2 separate regions of the Homo sapiens genome follow, and region 1 is linked to region 2. The links are chromatin loops, found by intact Hi-C in ENCODE. Cell type or tissue: HepG2. All regions are shown on one strand. Links, peaks and the distances in the headings refer to the core of each region. The heading gives the core; the rest is flanking DNA.

What was found. A loop is a pair of places that touch in the nucleus more often than their neighbours do. Peaks named below come from ENCODE experiments on the same cell type or tissue, not always from the same donor. Only the 100,000 strongest peaks of a DNase experiment are listed, where the experiment ranks them.
Region 1: a loop joins it to region 2, with 1.9 times the contacts of the local background. A loop is called at or near these places in 2 of 110 quality-filtered maps.

What each region holds. Positions count from the first base shown.
Region 1 is chr6:158,383,013-158,393,670 of GRCh38, forward strand. The region is part of intron 1 of TULP4 (TUB like protein 4); the gene reads left to right. Among named protein-coding and RNA genes, the nearest start is that of SNORA116, 65 kb to the left of the region's middle. In HepG2, for the core only: a CTCF peak has its summit at 4,243 (motif pointing left); a DNase peak (open chromatin) is centred at 4,239.
Region 2 is chr6:158,317,978-158,328,635 of GRCh38, forward strand. The region is part of intron 1 of TULP4 (TUB like protein 4); the gene reads left to right. It overlaps SNORA116 (small nucleolar RNA, H/ACA box 116), which reads left to right and starts at 5,005; the gene lies at 5,005-5,151. RefSeq lists enhancers at 5,364-5,433, 7,427-7,476. In HepG2, for the core only: no CTCF peak of the experiment used is centred there; DNase peaks (open chromatin) are centred at 4,974 and 5,464.

The sequences.
Region 1 (10,658 bases), core at 1,127-9,126, 65 kb after region 2:
ATCAAGGTCGCAGCCAATTTAGCCGTGGGTCATAAGAAGCATTTGCTGGAGCAGTCTGACAAATTTTGTTGAACCTGGCACCAGAATGCAACCCCTCTTGCCTTAGACCATTCTGCTGTGCATCCTCCTCAAAGTCCCATGGCCATTAAGATGCGGGGCCTGGACTTGAAATTCAGCCTTTTGACTTCAGACTGGGGTGCTTCTCACTACTGTATGCCTCCCTGCTCTCACAAAGCTCCACCTGCCCAGTACACATTCCTAGAGGTGTCAAGGGGTGAGGAGAGTAATAGTTGGTAAATGTTATGAAATCTTACATTCAGTTTCTCTGCTGTAACATGGGATGATTATATCTACTTCTATGGTACTGTTGTGAGAATTATAATGCAATGATAAAAGTAAAAGTGGCACACACAACAATTAGTGTCACCCATTTTTTAGCTAATACTATCAAGGTATGGATTTACATCATTCGAGTTGAGGTAGTTGCCTATTTTCAAAGTTGTGGATAACTATAAGGAGATGAACCTTATAAAGGGAATAGAAATGTGCCCTTAGGATTCTAGAATGGACAGAAAACTAGCCCACCCCAGGTGAGTCCACAGTGATTGGGAGCTGGCATTAAACTGGACTTGAAAGAGCTTGAGGGATGCAGGAGAGCGAGTCAGGCCATTCTCAGTGTGAAGGCTGAGCCTGGCTAAAAACCTGGGCCAGCTTCTCGGGGCACATGGTCTGTGGTCACTTGCCAGCTGGGCATAATGGGAGGTAGTGTGGTGACTGCAGACCACCAAAGGGAATTTGTATTTGGTCTTTGCGATTAAATGATGACTTTCAGCAGGGCTGATTAGATGGACACACTTGTTAGGCTAGGGATGACTGTCTTCCAGGAGTTGAATGTGGCTTGGATAAGGTTTTGGAAGAAAATGAGAGTAAAGTAGTTGGATTTGGCAGGAAGTTAATAGTACAGACTTTATACCAAAGAGTGTAACATTATCCCAAGACTGTGGCTAGAGGAGGTGAATCTATCTGTGACTGCCCAGTCAGGTTGGTGGGATGGGGGAAACATTAGTGAAGCTCTGTGAGCTCTTTCTTAGCCTTTAATTACAGTAATATTTTGTTTCTTTGCAATATAGCATCTCGAATATTCCAAATGGAAATTTCTCTAGCATGTAAAGCCAATTCTTTTATTCATTTTTATTACCATAATGTAGTATACGTTATGACAAGGTAATTTAATTTAGAAAATTTGACTTTGTGTAAGAACCACATGCCTGTTTAGCTTTTTTTTTTTTTCTTGAGACAGAGTCTCGCTCTGTGACCCAGGCTGGAGTGCAGTGGCACTATTTCAGCTCACTGCAAGCTCCACCTCCTGGGTTCACGCCATTCTCCTGCCTCAGCCTCCCGAGTAGCTGGGACTACAGGCACCCACCACCCCACCCGGCTAATTTTTTTGTATTTTTAGTAGAGACGGGGTTTCACTGTGTTAGCCAGGATGATCTTGATCTCCTGACCTCATGATCCACCCTCCTCAGCCTCCCAAAGTGCTAGGATTACAGGCGTGAGCCACCATGCCCAGCCAGCATTTATTTTTGTATCTTTTTATTAGTTGGCAGTGGTTGATCCTTTCCTGAGGCCAAGTATTTGAATTTGTTTGACAGGTGATTAGCCAGCTGTCTAAATTGGGTTTGAGGTGACATTATAACCCCAACTAGGCATGAGGAGTGACTCCGTGTTAGTCAGAGGCCTCAGACCTGAACTCGCCCTTGCTGGTAACAGCTGAAAGACTCTAGGAGCAAGATATTCAGGGACTTGTGGGACAAGGAGATTGTTGGTTCAGAGGATAGTGTGAAGGGCTTATCTCATAAATATCTGGATTGGCTGTAACACAAAGTGACTGCAAAATCAAATGATCTGCTTGGAAAACTTCCCAGAGGTAGCTTTAGAAGTTCCAAAGAAATGTCAGATTCTATCTCCCAATCCCAAAGTCGGGCTTTTAATTAAGTTAAGAGTTAGTCGACTAAGGCAAATGACCTGATGCTTTTATCTGGAAAGAAGTTATCCTCGCCCACGTCAGTGTGTTGATGCCGTGAATGTAGGTTCCCGTTACTGAGTATACCATTCAGTAATTACCAAGAAAAATAGAAAGAGTGCATGGTCACCTATTGGCTTTCTCCCTCCACACTCACCGAAAGTACCATCTTGATAAAAATATCAAAATATCAGGAGCTTATGATAACAGTTTATTACAAGTAAAACATTCAAAGACTCATCTTGCTGACTTTCTTTTACATCTGGCTACTATTATGTATAATTTCTCTGCAGTCAGGGCATCCAGCGTGGTGCCCTTTAGTTAGGTTGTACCATAGATGATAGTCCACAGAGAAGCATTTTGGTCCCAATAAGCAGCATTTTGTGGCAGAAAGAGCTCTGGAGTCAGCAGACTCTGGCTGCACATCCTGGCTTTCAGGCGAATAAATGCGTCACCTTTGTCAGGCTACTCTTTGAACCTCAGATTCTTCGGTGAAGTGGTGATACTATCTGTGTCAAGGGGTTGTGAGGATTCAACCAGTATTATATGCAGTATGTACATATGTACACATATAATTATATACATATTATATATAAAATATAATTATACATGTACAATATATACAAATATACATGTTTTATATACATATAATTTATTACAGTGTGTGGTATGTAAGTTTCCTGGGTTTTTTTTTTTTAAGTTCCTTATAACTTTTACCCTCTCTTCTCCAAAATAGTCTTGCCATCAGATATGATGACATGCAGCTCAGCTTATGTCAGGAAAAGTCTACAAATGTGGAATATCTTTTTTTTTTTTTTTTTTTTGAGAAAAAGTCTCACTTTGTCACCCAGGCTGGAGCACAGTAGTGTGATCATAGTGCACTGCGGCCTTGAACTCCTAAGCTCAAGCAATCCTCCTGCATCCGCCTCCTGAATAACTGGGACTACAAGTGTGCACCACCACACCCAGATAATTTTTAAATTTTTTGTAGAGACAGGGTCTCACTTTGTTGCTCAGGCTGATCTTGAACTCTTGGACTCAAGTGATCCTCATACCTCAGCCTCCCAAAGTGCTATGATTACAAGTGTGAGCCACTATGCCTTGCCACATCATATAATATCTTGATTTTAAAGACTGCAATTGGCTAGCTGAGATACTCACCCTAAATTTTTTTTATTTAAACCTATTCATAACTCTCAGATCAGACTCCTATTAATTATATGTTTTATTACAAATTTCAGGTAAGGTTGGTTTCTGAATTAGAATAATAAATTTGAAATTTCAGTACTGAAACCTTAATAAAGGGGTCATTACTCAAAATTTAACAAGTAAAGCCATATTAATTTAAAATAATTTGGAGGACATCCAGTCTTTCATGGTGACAAAATGAAATTTATAGAGTACTAATAGATATATACTGTAGCCCTGTTTCAAAGAATAAAACTTGCATAAGGTGCTAATAGAGGCAATGTAATAAATTTTCTTTTTACTCCTTACTATATATCTATTTTTTTTACAAAATAATGTTATAATTGTAACTGTTATATGTAAGAAAGACTCTTTAATTCCTTGACTGTAATTTAATATAGTCACAGAATTCAGATCAGATTTTCCTTAACTAGAAAGGCAGTATACCATAGTGTTTAAGTACAGAGGCATAAAACAGACTGCCTGGATTAGAAATATGACTTTACCACTTGCTAGCTGAACAACTTTAGCTAAGTTACTAAACCTCTCTGTTTTCTCTATTTGTAAAATGGGGACAATAATAGCTTCTATCTCATAAGGTAATTGTGAGAACTGAATGAATTCATGCCTGGGAAGTTGTTAGAATGTCTATCTAGTACACAGTGTTAGCTGTTTCTAGAACTTTGAAAATTGTCAGAGAATTAGTATATTTTCTGTTTATTTCTGTCAAAGCGATTGACAGAAATGAACAGGTGAGAAAAATTAGGATAAAGTAGTAAAAATGAAAAAACATAAAAATAGATGATAAAATTGGGGGGGAAACTGCATACCATGCAGTTGAGAGAGTGGGTAAGTGTGTGGGCCCACAGTGCTGCTCCCCAGTCCTCAGAAAAGAGAAGCTGTGGCCCAGGGACCACAGCAGCACTGTAAGTGTGATGGCTGTTTTTATAGATCTGTCAATTAAAGCTCTCAATACAAGCTTCTTGTATTAATGTCAAAGTGCAGATCTAAACTTGAGACCCCTGCTGGTCAGGAACATCCAAACTGGTAGAGGCCTTAAGTATTAGATGACGATCTGTCAGTCCCGTATATCTATCTTAAAATTTCATGACGTTCTGCAACACAACATGCTGTAATAAATGTCCTAATTTGAGGAAATTGGGACTGTACAGTGGCTGATTAATCTAAAAAAAAGGAAGAAAAATTGATTATAATAGGAAATCATTTTAAAATAATGCATAAACACCTTATACGTTTTACTTTAACTTAAAGCATAATTTAAGTAGCAGCCTGATCAGTAAATAGTTTTTTCTTATGCTGACTTCATGGATACCATGGTGTGTTTTCCATCATCCAAGGCATGTTCTACTTGCTGTAAAACATGACACTGCCAATATTTTACTAAAGGTTCTCATGGGATTTCAGGTTGTCTTTTTTTGCATGTGCGTGCACACACACATACATTGTGGCTTCTTTTTTTTCTTAACTTAAAGCTAATTCACATTATGCAATTCAGCTGTGTCAAGTTTTTGTGTACAATTTAAATGGTTACAACTGTTTCTGATGAGCAAGACTCTAAAGCCACCTGGAAATGGAAGCTAAGTAGTGTGCACTGCCTCTTAAGATTATTATCTCTAATTTTTTACATTTCCTCTCTTAATTCAAGTGAAACCTTTTTAGTGACTTGCCTTCAATGAGTCTTTGCAAATTTAACTTAGTTTTCATAGCTAAATTCATATTTGTGAAAGTAAGTGTAACTCAGACTTCTCCAACAAGTGAATTCTAATTGCAAATAAGACAGTAGAACAGCTAATCAGTTCTACTGTCTTATTTAGTACATATTAACATAGTTACTGAGAGAGAAGTGTGCTTTAAGAGATTCAAGTATCTAAAATGGTTTAGCCAGAGTAATCTCATCTTTTTCTATTTTATTTTTATTTTAGCAGATTGCCAGGCTCTAATTCATATAGCACAAGAAAGTAATTTCTATGCTTAACTAGCAAATAATTAACCATGTAATTTTGTTTCTATAGAAGATTGGTAATAAAATTGAACTTACATACATTGTTTAAAGAAAAATAATCTGCTCGTTTTTCTTTTTTTTTTTTTTTTTTTTTTTTTGAGACGGAGTCTCACTCTGTCGCCCAGGCTGGAGTGCAGTGGGGTGATCTCAACACACTGCAAGCTCCACCTCCCGGGTTCACACCATTCTCCTGCCTCAGCTTCCTGAGTAGCTGAGACTAGAGGCGCCCATCACAACGCCCGGCTAATTTTTTGTAGTTTTAGTAGAGATGGGGTTTCACCGTGTTAGCCAGGATGGTCTTGATCTCCTGACCTCGTGATCCACCTGCTTTGGCCTCCCAAAGTGCTGGGATTACAGGCGTGAGCCACCGTGCCCGGCCTAATAATCTGCTCATTTTCTAATGGAAAAAAAAAAAAAAATGCCTGCATCATAGGTATCCTGCACAGGTATAGTTATATTATTGTTTAACAAATCACTTGAAAAATAAACTTACTGTTTAAAAATATAACTTTTTGAAGACATCAAAGTAAGTTAACCTTAAATTATGGCCAATTAGTGGCATAATTGAAATCTCACAAAAGAAGGATATGACACAGACCAGAGTGGATCCCAGTGTGTCCCTGGGTTCTGCAGAAGCACTCTGTGGTGACAGCAGAGGTGGCACCTCCCACCACGGGTAGCTGCCATGGTGGACACAGTGATTTACTGTTGTTAGTCTGTCGAGGTTTCATTTCTCTCTGATTCCTTGTCTGAGTTTTGAAAATGACTGTCCCAACTCAATGTGATGTGGTGTACTGATTTATAGTGGAACTACAAACCAGAATAAACAACAGTTTCATAATTTTGCCAGGTATATGTTTTTGCTTAAAGTATCTTGATAGGCAAAGGATTTAATTTTATCACAAAATTTATAAAAGGCACCAGGTATGGTGGCTCATGCCTGTAATCCCAGCACTTTGGGAGGCTGAGGCAGATGGATTGCTTAAGCTCAGGAGTTTGAGACCACCCTGGGAAACATGGGTGAAACCCCTTCTCTACAAAAAATACAAAAATTAGCCAGGCATGGTGGTATGCACCTTATGTTCCCAGCTACTTGGGAGGCTGAAGTGGTAGGACTGCTTGAGCCTGGGAGGTGGATGTTGCAGTGAGCCGAGATTGCATCACTGCACTCCACATCCTGGGTGACAGAGTAAGACTTTCTCTCTCTCTCTCAAAACAAACAAACAAACAAGAATTCATAAAAGGCAACTTTTCCCTGAGACAAAAGTGAGACAGCATACTTTTTTTTTAATCATATACGTTTAAAATTTGTATTTTGATGTGGAGATCAATAGAAGTGGATTTCAGGATTTTGTACAATTTTTTTCTAAGGTTTTAATTAATTTATTGCAAAATGCTGTGAAAGGGCATATGAATCATGTGGTGTGCCTTTTTCCTTTGAGCTGGCAAAGAGGGCTTTTGACACAGCTCCTGTGTTCTCATTGTGGACTTGGCCCAGTCATTCCTCCCAGACATCATTTGCAGAGAGACCCTTTGGTTTGAGGTTAGAATATCTATTGTAAAGTAAAGCCTGGTTAATCAAATTTATGTCATATGAGCCAGCAGTTATGCTAGGTAGTTTTATTTGATGGCGGGTGGATCACCTGAGGTCAGGAGTTCAAGACCAGCCTGGCTAACATGGTGAAACCCTATCTCTACTAAAAATATAAAAGTTAGCCGGGTGTGGGTTCAAGTGATTCTCCTGCCAGGAGGCGGAGGTTGCAGTGAGCTGAGATTGCACCACTGCACTCCAGCCTGGACGACAGAGTGAGACTCCGTCTCAAAAAAAAAAAAAAAATTTAAATTACGTAAGTCATTTATGTGCACAGTGAGAAAGTCAAAGGATAAAAAAGTATATAAAATGATATAACTTCTCTAGTATCCAAAGAATCAACCATTAACAGTTTGGTATTCTCTATGAACTATTTTGCACATATAAAAATGGGCAGAAAACACAATTATGTACATAAATGTATCCAGCTTTTTAAAAAAATGAAACTGAATCATAGTATATCTGGTCTGTAGCTTGCTTTTTTACCTCTACCTAATTGTATGCGAACTACTTTCTTTGCAGATCTTAAAAAAAAAAAAGAAAAAGAGTGTTATTCAGATGAATGGATATATCATTATTTAATTATTCAGCCATATATTGATAGATATTTACAACGTTTTGTTTTTAGTGATTTGTTAGCATCTTCGAATTAAAAAAGAAAAACTGGATTCCAATTTGTAACTAGAAGTATTTTCAGAGGCCATTTATAGAGCGTGGTCCATACAAGAGTCTCCTAGATAAGGAAGTTATTACTTTGCTCAACAGATAGGACAAGCAAATCACAACAGGAAAAGGAGTGAACAATGCTAAGATCGAACGAAGCCTGTGTACCAAATAATTGAAGAGTCATATGACGTGAAGGAGAAAAGCACTCTTCAGTGGTGTCATGGAAATTGAAGTCTCAAGAACAAAGAATTTTACTCAATGAACATATTTGCTTATTTTGCATGGGCCCTATGTTTGTTTTAAAATAGGAATAAAGGCCAGGCACAGTGGCTCACGCCTGTAATCCCAACACTTTGGGCCGCCAAGGTGGGAGCATAGCTTGAGGCCAGCCTGGACAGCATAGTAAGACTCTGTCTCTATAAAAAGTAAAAAAATTAGATGTGGGGGTCTGAACCTGTAGTCTGGAAGGCTGAGGCGGGAGAATTGCTTGAGCCCAAGGGTTTGAGGCTGCACTGAGCTATGATTGCCACTGCACTTCAGCCTGGGCAACAGAGTGAGACTCCAACTCTAAAAAATAATAATAATAAGATGAAAATGAAGAAATAAAATGAAAACATTTGAAATAATAGTCGAATGACACAACTTTAATGTCATAAGGATTTCTTTCTTATACAGTGTAGTGTTTGGGGGGCAGGTAAGGGATGGGTGTTATTTATTTCCTTTTGTAAAATTTCAAATAAAAGCCATAAGGAAATACTTTATGAAGTGGAGTAGCATGTGTGTATCTTGAAAAACTGAATAACCAGCCATTGTATATAGCAAAGTCATTAGCTGTTCTTGTCTTTTGTTTTAATAATTGTATGTGTAGAGTGCATCGTGTCACCCAGGGCAAAGGCAGGGAGCCATGACTTAGGCCAGTTCATTGTTAACCATGGTTTATTGTCAACTGTAGTGTATGAGGGTGCTCTTAGTGAATTCAAACCTACAAAGGCAAAGTTGGTGACTAATTTTTAAAGTATTTTTCTCTTAGCAGTGACATTTTTCACTAAGACAAAATTTAAAATAGACTGGGCAGTCTGAGTGGCAGGGGCTTTCAAATGACGTTTCATACCTAGTGTCATAAACATGGAATCCCTCAATTAAGGAGAATGAATTGTGAATAGGGACGGGCTACTTTGGTACATGCCACCTGTTTGCTTACTGCTGTATTTGAAGACAGAAGTTTTATCATGTCTTTGCTAGCATCAGATATGGCTGTTATATCTTACAATAACTTTGTGTTGTTATTGTCATTCATTTTACTTATGGAGAGCCACCTAATGTTACCTCTAGTGGCTAAGCATGCTTTCCTCTGAGATGTAAGGAAGCCACACCAGAGCTGGTCTTTTCTGCTTTGCTCACTTCTTTTTTCTTAGTGCCTGGAATGTGGCAGGCACTTAGTAAATAATGTTAAATGTTATGAAGTATATTAGTCCATTTTCACGCTGTTAAATGAATGAAATGTATTAGTTCATTTTCATGCTGCTGAAAACGAAAGACATACCCTAGACTGGGCAGTTTACAAAAGAAAGGTTTAATGGACTTACCATTCCACATGGCTAGGGAGGCCTCACAATCACAGCAGAAGGCAAGGAGGAGCAAGTCATGTCTTACATGGATGGCAGCAAGCAAAGAGAGAGAGCTTGTGCAGGGGAACTAATCTTTTTAAAACCATCAGATCTCATGAGACTTATTCACTATCACGACAACAGCATGGGAAAGAAGTGCCCCCATGATTCTGCCCCCATGATTCTGTTACCTCCCACTAGGTCCCTCCCACAACACGTGGGAATTCAAGATGAGATTTGGGTGGAGACACAGCCAAACCACATCATGAAGTAACAGAATATTTGCCTACCTGTAGCTTATGCAAATAGGAATTTGAATCACATAATAGGAAGCCCAGAGGCAGGTGGCTGCTACCATTTGTCATAAGCTCAAGGCAGCATCTCTGATTCTCCCGGCTTTTTTCTCATAATCACAAGATGACTGCCATAGCTCGACCATAGTGTTAAAGGCAGGAGAAAGCAGGATAGGGTGGTGTCAGCAGATATCTGCTCACATCTCAGGGGCCAGCCTCAGGTCACACAGCTGATGCTGACTACAAGGGGTGGAAATCAGCAGAGGCAGACGAAGGGGATTTTGAGGGGACTATGGCGGCTGAGTGGTGAAGCATTTTGGGATTGAATGCTGGGTACACCGCCACCTTCCTACACTGCCACTGTACCTATTGTTTAAATTTGTATTTCTTTTTTTTTTTTTTTTTTTTTTTTTGAGATGGAGTCTCGCTCCATTGCCAGGCTGGAGTGCAGTGGCGTGATCTCGGCTTGCTGCAACCTCCACCTTCTGGGTTCAAGCGATTCTCCTGCCTCAGCCTCCTGAATAGCTAGGATTACAGGCACTCCAGCCTGGGTGACAGAGTGAGACTCTGTCTGTATTTAAAAAAAAAAAAAAAATCAACAACAAGTGAGTTACTTCCAAGATACAGTGGGGGTACATTTATTGGGTAAATGCTCTTGATCCAAATGGGAAAAATTGGCCAAAACAAAGGGGCTACAGGCCCCATGCAAGACTGAAACCCAGCAGAACAGCCATTAAATCTTAAAGCTCCAAAATAATCTCCTTTGACTCCATGTCTCATATCCAGGGCATGCTGATGCAAGAGGTGGGCTCCCAAGGCTTTGGGCAGGTCTGCCCCTGTGGCTCTGTAGGGTACAGCCCCCATGGCTGCTTTCATGGACTGGTGTTGAGTGTCTGTGGCTTTTTCAGGTACATGGTACAAGCTGTCGGTGGACCTACCATTCTGGGGTCTAGAGGATGGTGGCCCTCTTCTCACAGCTTCACCAGGCAGTGCCCCAGTGGGGACTCTGTGTGGGCTCCAACCCCACATTTCCCCTCACATTGCCTTAGTAAAGGTTCTCCATAAGGGCTCCACTCCTGCAGCAGACTTCTCCCTGGACATCCAGGCATTTCCATACATCCTCTGAAATCTAGGCAGAGGTTTCCAGACCTCAACTATTGCCTTCTGTGCACCCATAGGCCCAACATCATATAGAAGCTACTGAGGCTTTGGGCTTGTTCCCTCTGAAGCAACAGCCTGAGCTGTACCTTGGCCCCTTTTAGCT
Region 2 (10,658 bases), core at 1,140-9,139:
ATCCTTTGCCCACTTTTTGACGGGGTTGTTTGTTTCTTTCTTGTAAATTTGTTTAAGTTCTTTGTAGATTCTGGATATTAGCCCTTTGTCAGATAGGTAGATTGCAAAAATTTTCTCCCATTTTATAGGTTGCCTGTTCACTCTGATGCATTTTTACTTTTAGTTAATTTCTGTTCCTCATATTAGAATCTGTTCCATTTGGCTGGGCATGGTGGCACATGCTTGTAATCCCAGCACTTTGGGAAGCTGAGGCGGGAAGATTGCTTGAGCTTAGGAGTTCAAGACCAGCCTGGGTAACATAGTGAGACCCTGCCTCTACTCTCCCCCACCCACCGCAAAGAAAAGAATATGTTCCATTTACTGAATGCCTGTCAAGTAGAGTGACCAACTCTCCTAGCTTCCCAGGATGTGGGACTGTCGGTGTTAATACCTGGAAAATCCCAGGCAAACTGAGTTGGTCATCCTACTGCCCAGTGCCTGACGTGGTTTCAGACATCTTACCTCATGTTGTTTACAGCAGACTCATGGGAAGATATCATTATTTCCATTTTATAGGGAAGAAAACTCAGGCTTTAAAGATGTTAAATAACCTGCCTAAATTCATGCAGCTTGTATGGAGGAGAACTGGAATCTAGGGGTCTAACATTTTCCTACAACTTTATTTTCTTATAACTTGTGTTAAATACAAGTCTATAACTTGTGTTAAATACAAGTCCTCAATCCCTTATCCTCAATTGTTATATCTTTTTTTTTTATTTAATTTTTTCAGACAGAGCTTCGCTCTCTTCCCCAGGCTAGAATGCAGTGGCACAATCACCGCTCACCGTAGCCTCTGCCTCCTGGGTTTGAGTGATCTTCCCACCTCAGCCTGCCAAGTAGGTGGGACTACAGACATATGCCACAATGTTCAGCTAGTTACAAATTTTTTTTTTTTTTTTTTTTTTTTTTGGTAGAGACAGGGTTTTGCTGTGTTGCCCAGGCTGGTCTCAAACTCCTAAACTTAAGTGATCCGCCCACCTCAGCCTCCCAAAGTGCTGGGATTATAGGTGAGAGCCACTGTGCCCAGCTCACGATTGTTAAATCTAAGGGCTCTGAAAATAGCAAGTTTTTGTATAATTGTTTCAATGGCAAGACCTGGCCTGGACTGATGTGAAGCCGCTGGTTGTTGTTATTCCATCACTTCAGCTGCAGAAATACTGTGTTTTATTATGGGGGCTGCCCAGACCTGTGGGTGGCACTAGATAATTGACAGGAGCTCCCCTTGTAGGACTTTGCTAAGATTTAAAAAATTCTGAATTCAAAATACTTGTCTCTAAGGATTCTCAATCAGGGGTTGTGAACTTGTGTCTTCATTTAAGGGAATCATCAAAAGAAACCTTGGGTTTTATTTAATTTGGTTTTTCATTTCCGGGAAGGCTGACATTTAACTCATCTCTGCCCTTACCTTATCTTCACTCCCTTCTACCACAAGAAGCAGAAAAACCCTGTGTCCCCACCGGCCATCCCTTAAGAACACTACTGAAAGAACCATTGCAAGATTTTATTTCTGGCCACGGAACTAACTAAATTGAAGGGGTCAGATCTAGTCGTCTGCTAATTTCACAACTGAATTAAAAAGGAAAAAAATCTGAATGAAAGATAATTTATTTCACCCTCAGCTAGTATGTAAAATCTGTTTTATATTATGTAAGTATTTAACAAATCTTAACAGTTTTGGAATTATAAATGTATTCAGTTAGATAAATTGAATCTGAAATTAAATACTGTGATAAATGTTTGTCTAGTCTTTGAGACTAGTTTGCCTTTCTCACATTGTGTATTCTGTTGTTAGAAATTTGTGATAAAATGGTATTAGCTATATTTGCCAGAGTTAAACATATAGTAGAGGAATTCTTATCCTGTGATACATAGCTTCATATTTGGTAAATATGTTAATGGTTCTAATCAGATGGTGAAAATATATGCCCCCCTCAATCCTGAAAGCACCTTTCATAAAAAAGAACCACTACCACAAAAAATGAATGATCAGCCAAACCAACTTTTCCCAAAGCAACTTTCTATGGCATTTGGGGACGGAAACAAAATAATCCTTTTACCAGTATCTCTTTTGAAACCTTTGATTAGCAGTGTTATGGAAGAGGAATAGATGTGTGCTTACCTACTGAAACTCCAAGGGGGACTCTTCGTGGCTGGCTGAGAAGTGATGCTTTTTTAGAATTATTTGTCCTTTTACTGTGAAGCAGTAATTCAAGAAAGATGAGTTTTTCTTTTAAAAGAGTCCTCAATAGGTGGGCAGGTATGTCAGGCAAAATAATGATTATGTTCCATAATGAAGATTATTTCAGAAAATAATTACTTGGGAATGTTTTTATTCTATGAAACAATTTCTTACAGATATTGTAGATGTCGTGCAAATTAATCAAGGTTATTTGTACTGATTGTCATTTAACAGGAATTTTTTTTTTTTTTTTTTACACAGAGTCTCACTTTGTTGCCCAGGCTGGAGTGCAATGGCGTAATCTTGGCTCACTGCAACCTCCGCCCCCCAGGTTCAAGCCATTTTTCTGCCTCAGCCTCCTGAGTAGCTATGATTACAGGTGCCCGCCACCACACCCAGCTAATTTTTGTATTTTTAGTAGAAACGGGATTTTGCCATGTTGACCAGGCTGGTCTCAAACTCCTGGTCTCAGGTGATCCACCCGCCTCAGCCTCCCCAAGTGCTGGGATTACAGGCCTGAGCCACCATGCCCGGCTAACAGGATTTTTTTGACTTGAGAATAAGCAGGCAGCTATGTGTAGTTGCTGGAATTCGTTTTGTTATAAGGACACGACTACTGTAGCAATGGTCTCACCTGATTTCTTGGATTGGGTACATCTTCTCCGATATGCTTTCTCTGACCCTGCCCCTTGTCCCTGTTGTACACTTAACAGACTTCTCTGGTTGCGCTGATCATGCTTTATTATAGTTATCTGCTTGCCTCGTTTGGTAAAACTTATTGGAAGATCAATGTACCCTGTCATTCTTAACTTCCTCACCTCTCATTGTTTAGAATATCAATTATTTATTTATTTTTTAAAAAAATTTTCTTTAACTTTTTGGCCCACTTCAGTGTGCTTTCTTTCCTTATTCTACTGAAATGAACTCCTCAATGACCACACATTGCTAAACTCATAGGTTTTTGGTGTTTTGTTTTTGTTTTTAAACTGCACTTGATGTCTCAGTAGCATCAGTAGAATTGAAATGTTGTCCAGGACACCAGGCTCTCCTGGTTTTCCTGTTACTGTTCTGGCCTCTGCTTTCCGCCTTTCTTTGCTGGCTCTGCCTTTTTTTTGCCTCATCTTTAAATGTTAACGGGCACCAGGCATGCATATTTTTCTGTATTTCCTCTCTATGTTGGCTTTAAATCTCCCTACATGCTATGACTCCAGATACCTCTCTCTGTCTGCCATCTCCTTCTAGTTCCAGACTTCATTCTCCAACTTGATATATGAGATACAAAAGTGGACACCAGTCAGGCCTCGCAGACTATCGGTCACCCAGACAGAACTCATTTCCCCCCGCCCCTTGAACCTCAGATCAGTTCCATGCACTGTTTCCCCATTTTAGTAGATGGCCCAAGACCAGCCAGTCAGTTCAGCTCTCAACTCAGGAATCTCCCTGCGCTTCCCTTGTCCCCAAGTCTTGTTATTAGCAAGACCTCCCACTGTATCTGACTTCCAGATAATATCTGAAACGTGCTCACTTCACCACCATGCCTAGCATAAACCTCCTCATGAATCTCTTGACTTAAACTCTACTATTTTTCTATTGTGGAGGACTCAACAATCTATGTTAAGTTTTTTAAGTGTTTTAAAAATATTATAAAAATTTACTTCTAAAGTACTTTTCTTTTTCCTAAAAACATTGTATGACACATCTTAATTCCAAAAAGGATGGGAATTTCTAGATTGTAAGAATGGTCTCCCTTGCAGTTGAAAGACCCTCCTAGTACCATTGTCTGATTCACCCTCTCCTGAAGAAGGCCCAGAGCCACTGGGGACTGGCAAGCCAGGTTCTGTGTCCACCTCACTGTGCATAGTGATGACCAACTTTCTCAACATTCAGAGAGGTTAGAAAACCATTTTATTTTGAAACATTTATACAGTATTTAAAGTACTTAATCTGTACAACAGTTTTAGTGGGAAAAGTTGACTCATTTTGGATTAAAGCCAGCAAAAACTCACTGCAGCTCTTTTATCTCTCATAAATTCTACATAGAAAGTGACTTTTAGTAGATTTGTGACCAACTAAGGTATTATAATGGTGGATATAATGGAGGGCTGTTTTATTTCCTTTAGTGATGGCCTGTTCTTTTTTCCTTTCTGTTTCTGTTTTTCCATATCTTGATTCCAAGAAGTTCTAGCTTTACCTGTCCAAGTCATTCATTAGTTTACTCAAGTCAGTAGTAAGTTGAAAATAATAATTCTCTTCTATCAGAGTTGTAGAACCTGAGATAATATGTTTTTGGAAGGGCTGTGAAAATGGTATATAAGTGATGAAATAGTAAAGTACTCTATACCCTTTGTACTTAAAGTAATATACTTAAGTATATTACTTTCCAGTCCTTACAATACCACTTAGTACCTGGAAATTCAGTTACTGTTCTGACTCATGAGGTTAGAAACAGTGTTTGTTGATTTTTGTTCCTCAGTTTAGATTTGAAAACACATGCATTAATTTTTAGCAGGTATTTACTGCATCTCTGTTGTGTGCCAGGTGCTGCGTGTATTTGCCACTGTCGGGGGGCAAGAGAAGTCCCAGCTTATACCTCATGGAATCTACAGTCTAGCATGAGGGTGAAACGTGGACTTCGCCTTCCTCTATTTGCATTTCCATTAGGAAGAGAAAGCAAGCTTTCAATTGTTCAAAGAATGAAGAATGAGGCTTCCTAGAGATTGTGTGGTGAAGATGATCTTTGAGCAGGGCCTTGAGAAATACTTAGGATTTAGCACGTTTAGCGCGTGCTTTTCTCAGTGGTGCAAGAAGATTAAGCCACATTCTGGCTTTAGAGAGGCATTTCTGAGAGAGATGAAGGACACTTCGTTCCCCAGCCCCAACCTAAGCATGTGACTGTACTCACCTTGTCAGATGCTGTTGGAACCTGGCTGACAAGGACAAGGACCTATGCATTTTTTCCTGCCCTGGAACAAAATTGCCCTTGTTGGACAGGCAGTGATGTTCTGTGCGCCTTTTGACTATACTGTGAAATGTTTGTGGTTTGTAATGGGGATTTTATCCATCTGAGCATGCTACACTTTTTATTAGTTTCCATGGCAGATGGTTAAACTAGGGTGCTGCCTTAATAATTTGACTTATGCAGGTGCTCAGATATGACTGTTTCTGTGCTTAATGTATTCAGCATGTGGTTGTAGTCGTTTGAAAAGTTACATAATCATGTGTTCATGACCTGAGTTAGAGATAATTTATTAGTGACTCAGCATTAATGACTCATTTTATGCAACTCTTCTGGTAAAGCAACGTTTCTGTTCATGTGAGCATATTGTAGCATGCTAGGTGACCACATCTACCTTGTTTCCTTCCTAGGTAGTACCTTTAGGTATTCCATTACAGGAGGGCTGCCCCACTCCCGGAGGTGCATTGAATACAGAGAGGGCATAGTTGGTGGAGAAAAGCCCTCCTTGGGATCATCTGTAGCTGGTAATAGGGACTGAGAAGCTCAGGGCTACATCATGGTTGAATGTTTGTGGATTCAGTGATCTGCATGGCAGGTTTCAAAACCATATAATGTTAAGAGATATGAATTGCAAAACCACAACCCCTCAGACTTTTCTATACAGTAAGTCCTCAATATTGTTAAGTTCTTGGAAACTGCAGCTTTAGGTGAAACAACACTTAGTATGTAGTATATACGTAGGATCTTTTTTCTTGTTTATATCAGTTAGCTTAAGGTAAAATTGTTTTCATATGCAGGTCATTTTTGCTTAAAGTTCAGCTTCTAAGAACCTATCCTTGAAGTTAAGTGAGGACTTAACTGTACTTTTTGCAGGTAAATTTACTGTATTGAGCGAAATGAATAGTGGAAACTTACCTAGTTTTTTACCCTGGAAAGGAATTTAAACCGATAAAATGCACTTACTAGAATTTGATGGATGTTCCGCTTTTATCTGCCAGCTTTATCACGAAGGATTTCCTCAGTGGGAACACTGAGAGAAAGGATCTGCATAGTGGGACTGGAAGGGTGGAGTAGTGTGTGAATGAAGTCAACTAGGTATTTAAAAAATATTCTTACATTCCCTGACTATAGCCATAATTAACGTCATTGTCCTGGTGAGTCTGTCTTCTTTTTTTAGACCAAGTCTGAAGAAATGGGTGGCAGATGTTGTACTGTTCTGATGTACTGCAGAGTGCTATAGTAGGTCAGAGGATGAAGCACTGTGGACCAGTGTGGTCAGGGAAGCTTCCTGCAGAGTCAGGGAGTGAGCTGGACCTTAATGTTCATTTCGGTTCCGTAAACATTTGAGAGCTCGCTCTAGGCTAGACTCTGTTGGGCTTTGGCTCTACAGTGGTGAAAAAGGCACTGTTCCTGCCCAGATGGATCGTCTATCGTGTGTCAGAGGGTGGATATTGTTTGCATGGATATAATGTTGTCTTTGCTGATGACAATTGCCATATATATTCCTGTAATTTGTGTGTGTGTGCTATGTCCATTATTTAGTGTAGCCCTCATAACATCTCTCTACAGCTTTGTATTAATATCCTTGCTGTACAGTTGGGGAACCTGAGGTTCTGAGATGTTAATGAAATTGTCTGAGGTTGCAGAGCCAGATGATGGCAGATCTGAGATTTGAATTTGTGTCTGTGTGTTTTTCTATCTATAAGACACTGCTTCAAAAAGGTGAAGGGAAGAGGCACCCTTAAACAGAGTTATGAATGACTGTGGTATGTGTGTGTTTTGGACATGGAAGAGTTTGGTGAAGTGTTGGAGAGTAGTGGAAAGCAAAGCGGGATCGACAGGTGGGACCAGACATACATAGTCATGATTATAAACAATAGTAATAAATGTTTGTGGCATGAAAGAAGACAGTGCTTTTGGTTTGGGCCGTATTCCAAGACCATAAGAAGACTCTCATATTCAAATAGAATTGTCAAAAAATCAAATGTGAGTGTAAAAATTACCATTCAATTCAGTGCATTTTTTCACCAATGTGGATAACTGACAGTTGACAGCACTGGCTATGCTTAATCAATTATGGAAATAATAGTCTTAAAGAAGTAACAGACATCAGTCACCATGATACTATGATAATGTACACATGAGCCTAACTCTTAATTGTAGCCAGTTATTGTAAACTGAAGGGATTTGAGGAACAGCTTTTCTTTTTTTTTTTTTTTCAGACAGAGTCTTACTCTGTCTCCCAGGCTGGAGTGCAGTGGTTGAATCTCGGCTCACTGCAAGCTCTGCCTCTTGGGTTCATGCCATTCTCCTGCCTTAGCCTCCCGAGTAGCTGGGACTACAGGCACCTATCACCACGCCTGGCTAATTTTTTGTATTTTTAGTAGAGACGGGATTTCACCGTGTTAGCCAGGATGGTCTCAATCTCCTGACCTCGTGATCCGCCCGCCTCGGCCTCCCAAAGTACTGGGGTTCAGGCGTGAGCCACCGCGCCCAGCCGAGGAACAGCTCTTCTTTTAAATGTCTTAGGAATTCTTATTTTGAATAAGGAACCTTTCTAGCAAAGAGGCAGAAATGAAACTTTTGTTTTATATTTAGGTCAGAATTTCATTTCACCTAAACTGGCTTATCTATTTTTATACCAAAGCTCAGTAGTGTGAGTTAATTTTTTATCACTGTAATAGTTATACATATTGGTAAATGCTAAGAATGAAAAATAGCAATGTTCTAACTCCTGTCTCCCCCCCTCCCCCCACCTGTTGTCCTGGCCACTTAACAAAGGCTCATACTATTATTTTTTTGATGAATCAATTTTAGGATTTTGTCTATTGACTTCATTCCCATCTCGTTAGGCTGAGATTTAGCACTCTTCTCTTTCTTTCATAGTCACTCAACCCAGCTTTGCCCTATCATCTAATCATTCCAGTATTACTGTATCACAAATATTGGTTATTATTCAGTGTTTACACTGTTTAAACTATGTCACTGTTATTCCCAGATGAGCCAAGTAGGGTACTATGATTGTATTCCTTCATTATTTAACTCTTTTCTCCTCATGATAAAAATTTCCCCCCCAGTGGTTTAGTTTATCTATTGCAAAACCTTCCTACATCTTCAGCATAATTTCATACATTCAAACCAATTAGATGGTTTATCAGTTCATTTTTTTGTTTTGTTTTGTTTTTGTTTTTTTCCTGAACACCTCCATCTGAGAGTCCTTTGTCATCCTTCTGCTCTCTGGATTGGTTGCTCAGTGGGCCTGCTGCCCAGGTGATTTCCTGAACTTCCTTTTAATCATCATCTTGGGAATTCTCTTTGCCCCCTATTTATTCCACGTGTCGTTTATGGAATCTTGTATTTTTTTGGTTAAACTCCTTTTTGTTGGAACATAATCTCCAGTATCTTCCTAAGAAAGTATTTGTAAGTCATAAAGTATAAGACTTTTAATCTCTGTAAATGTCTTAATTGCTTTCACACTTGATAGTTTGGCTGGGTACAGATTTCTAGGTAGTTTTCTTCAGAATTTTGTCTTCACATTTCCAGAGTTTTTAGAAGCATAGTAGTTAAGAGCTCAGGCCCCGGAGCTAGACTCAGTTTACGTTCTAGCTCCATCACTTAGTAATGCCATGACTTTAAATATATTATCTAATTTATCTTTATAGTTGTCCCTTGACTATCATGGTTTGAACTTTGTGGATCCACTTATATGTGGAATTTTTTCAATCAAATACGGATCAAAAATACAGTATTTCTGGGATGCAAAATCCATGTTTATATGGAGAGGATTATACACAAAATCAACGTTTGTATGCTTAAGTTCTTGTGGGCTGACTGCGGGATTTGAGTATGTGAGAATTTGGGTATACGTGCACAGTCCTGCAACCATCCCCCTTGTGTACCAGACTGTACTATGATTTTCTCATTTGTGAAATGGATTTATAAATAATACTTTCCTCATATGGGATTTGTTGTAAGGATTCAGTGGTTACTATAGCCATTTAGAAAAGTGGCTGGCACATGATGAGGGCTTTTTAAAATTGACTATTATTACTCTAGGTCCTTTATATGTGACCTAAAAAACATTCAAAAGTTTATGCATGTGTTCTTTTTTCTAGGTATTCTGAAATTTCATAATGGTCTGCTTTAGTAACTTTTTTCACATTAACAAGGTAGAGACCCATTTGGTGGAAACGATGCTCTTCAGTTCCAGGGCTTTTTGGTTGTTGTTGCTTTAAGAATTACTACCCACCTGCATCCTGGATTTTCTCTGTTTTCTCTAACCTACTAGTCAGATGTTTAACCTCTTAGAATAACTTCCTGACTTTTAAAGTTTTACATGTTTGACTTTCTGAGAGATTTCCTTACTTTATTTTTTAAGCTTTTCTAATCAAAATTATTTCAGAGCCATGATGGTTTTCATTTCTAACATCTTGTTCTAATCTACTGGCTGCTCCAGTTCTTATTTTATGGGCACTATATTTTCTCATACTTCTGTGAGGATACAAATTATGGTTTTAAACAATTTTTTTTTTGTCCATGCATTAGATCTGCTTTTTTTGAGGTTTTTTAAAGAGGTGTGTGTGAGTGTGTATAGGGGTGGTTCTGTGTGAATCTCCCCACCACCACCCAGATTTTTTATAATTGAGGTCTTCTTTAAATGTCTAATGATCCTTGACTATTTATTCAAATGTAAGAGTAGTGCACCATGAATCTCTTTGGCATCTTTTGTGTGTGTATATGTAGGGGGTGTTTAGCTGGTGAGCTTTATTGTATTATATAATGACCTGGGGGAGAACCAGCTGTTTTCTTGGGACTGCCAAAGGTCAGCATCCAAGCAGCTTTCTCCGTAGTGGTCCAGTTTCTTTCAGTAAGAAACTTCCAGTCACACACCTGTGAATATACTCCTGTTGCCAGCATTCTCAGAGCTGGTGTGTGTGTGTGTGTGTGTGTGTGTGTGTGTGTGTGTGTGTGTGTGTGCGTGCGTGCTGGGAAAGAGGTAGACCTAGTTATATGAAAGTTGGAGGAGCAGGAGGAGGGAGGAGGAGGAGCTAATATTGAGTATTTATTTTGTACCAGACACCATCCTAAGTGCTATAGCTCACTCAGTCCTCACATCAGCTCTGCAGCTTTGCACCTGTTATTGTCATCTTTTTTTTTTAGATGAGGAAAGTGAGGTACAGAGACGTTAAGCAGCTTGCCCAAAGTAAGGCATCTCTGCTAATTGACAGAGCTGAAATTGAACTCAGGAACCTTCTAGATTCTATGTATTTGGCTTTTCACAACATCATTCTTGTTTTCAATCCTTGTCACTATCTCTGCTGTGCCTGAGATTCCCAAAACGAGTTGTGGCTAACCCAGAGAATAACCCTTCAGTGCCTGATGTTGGTGGAGAGAAGAATTGCCTAGTTACATCTCATATGGCTCAGCAGGGGAGAGGAGTGCCCTCATGGTTGCTAAATGTGGGAATGGAATGTGAGGCAGGAG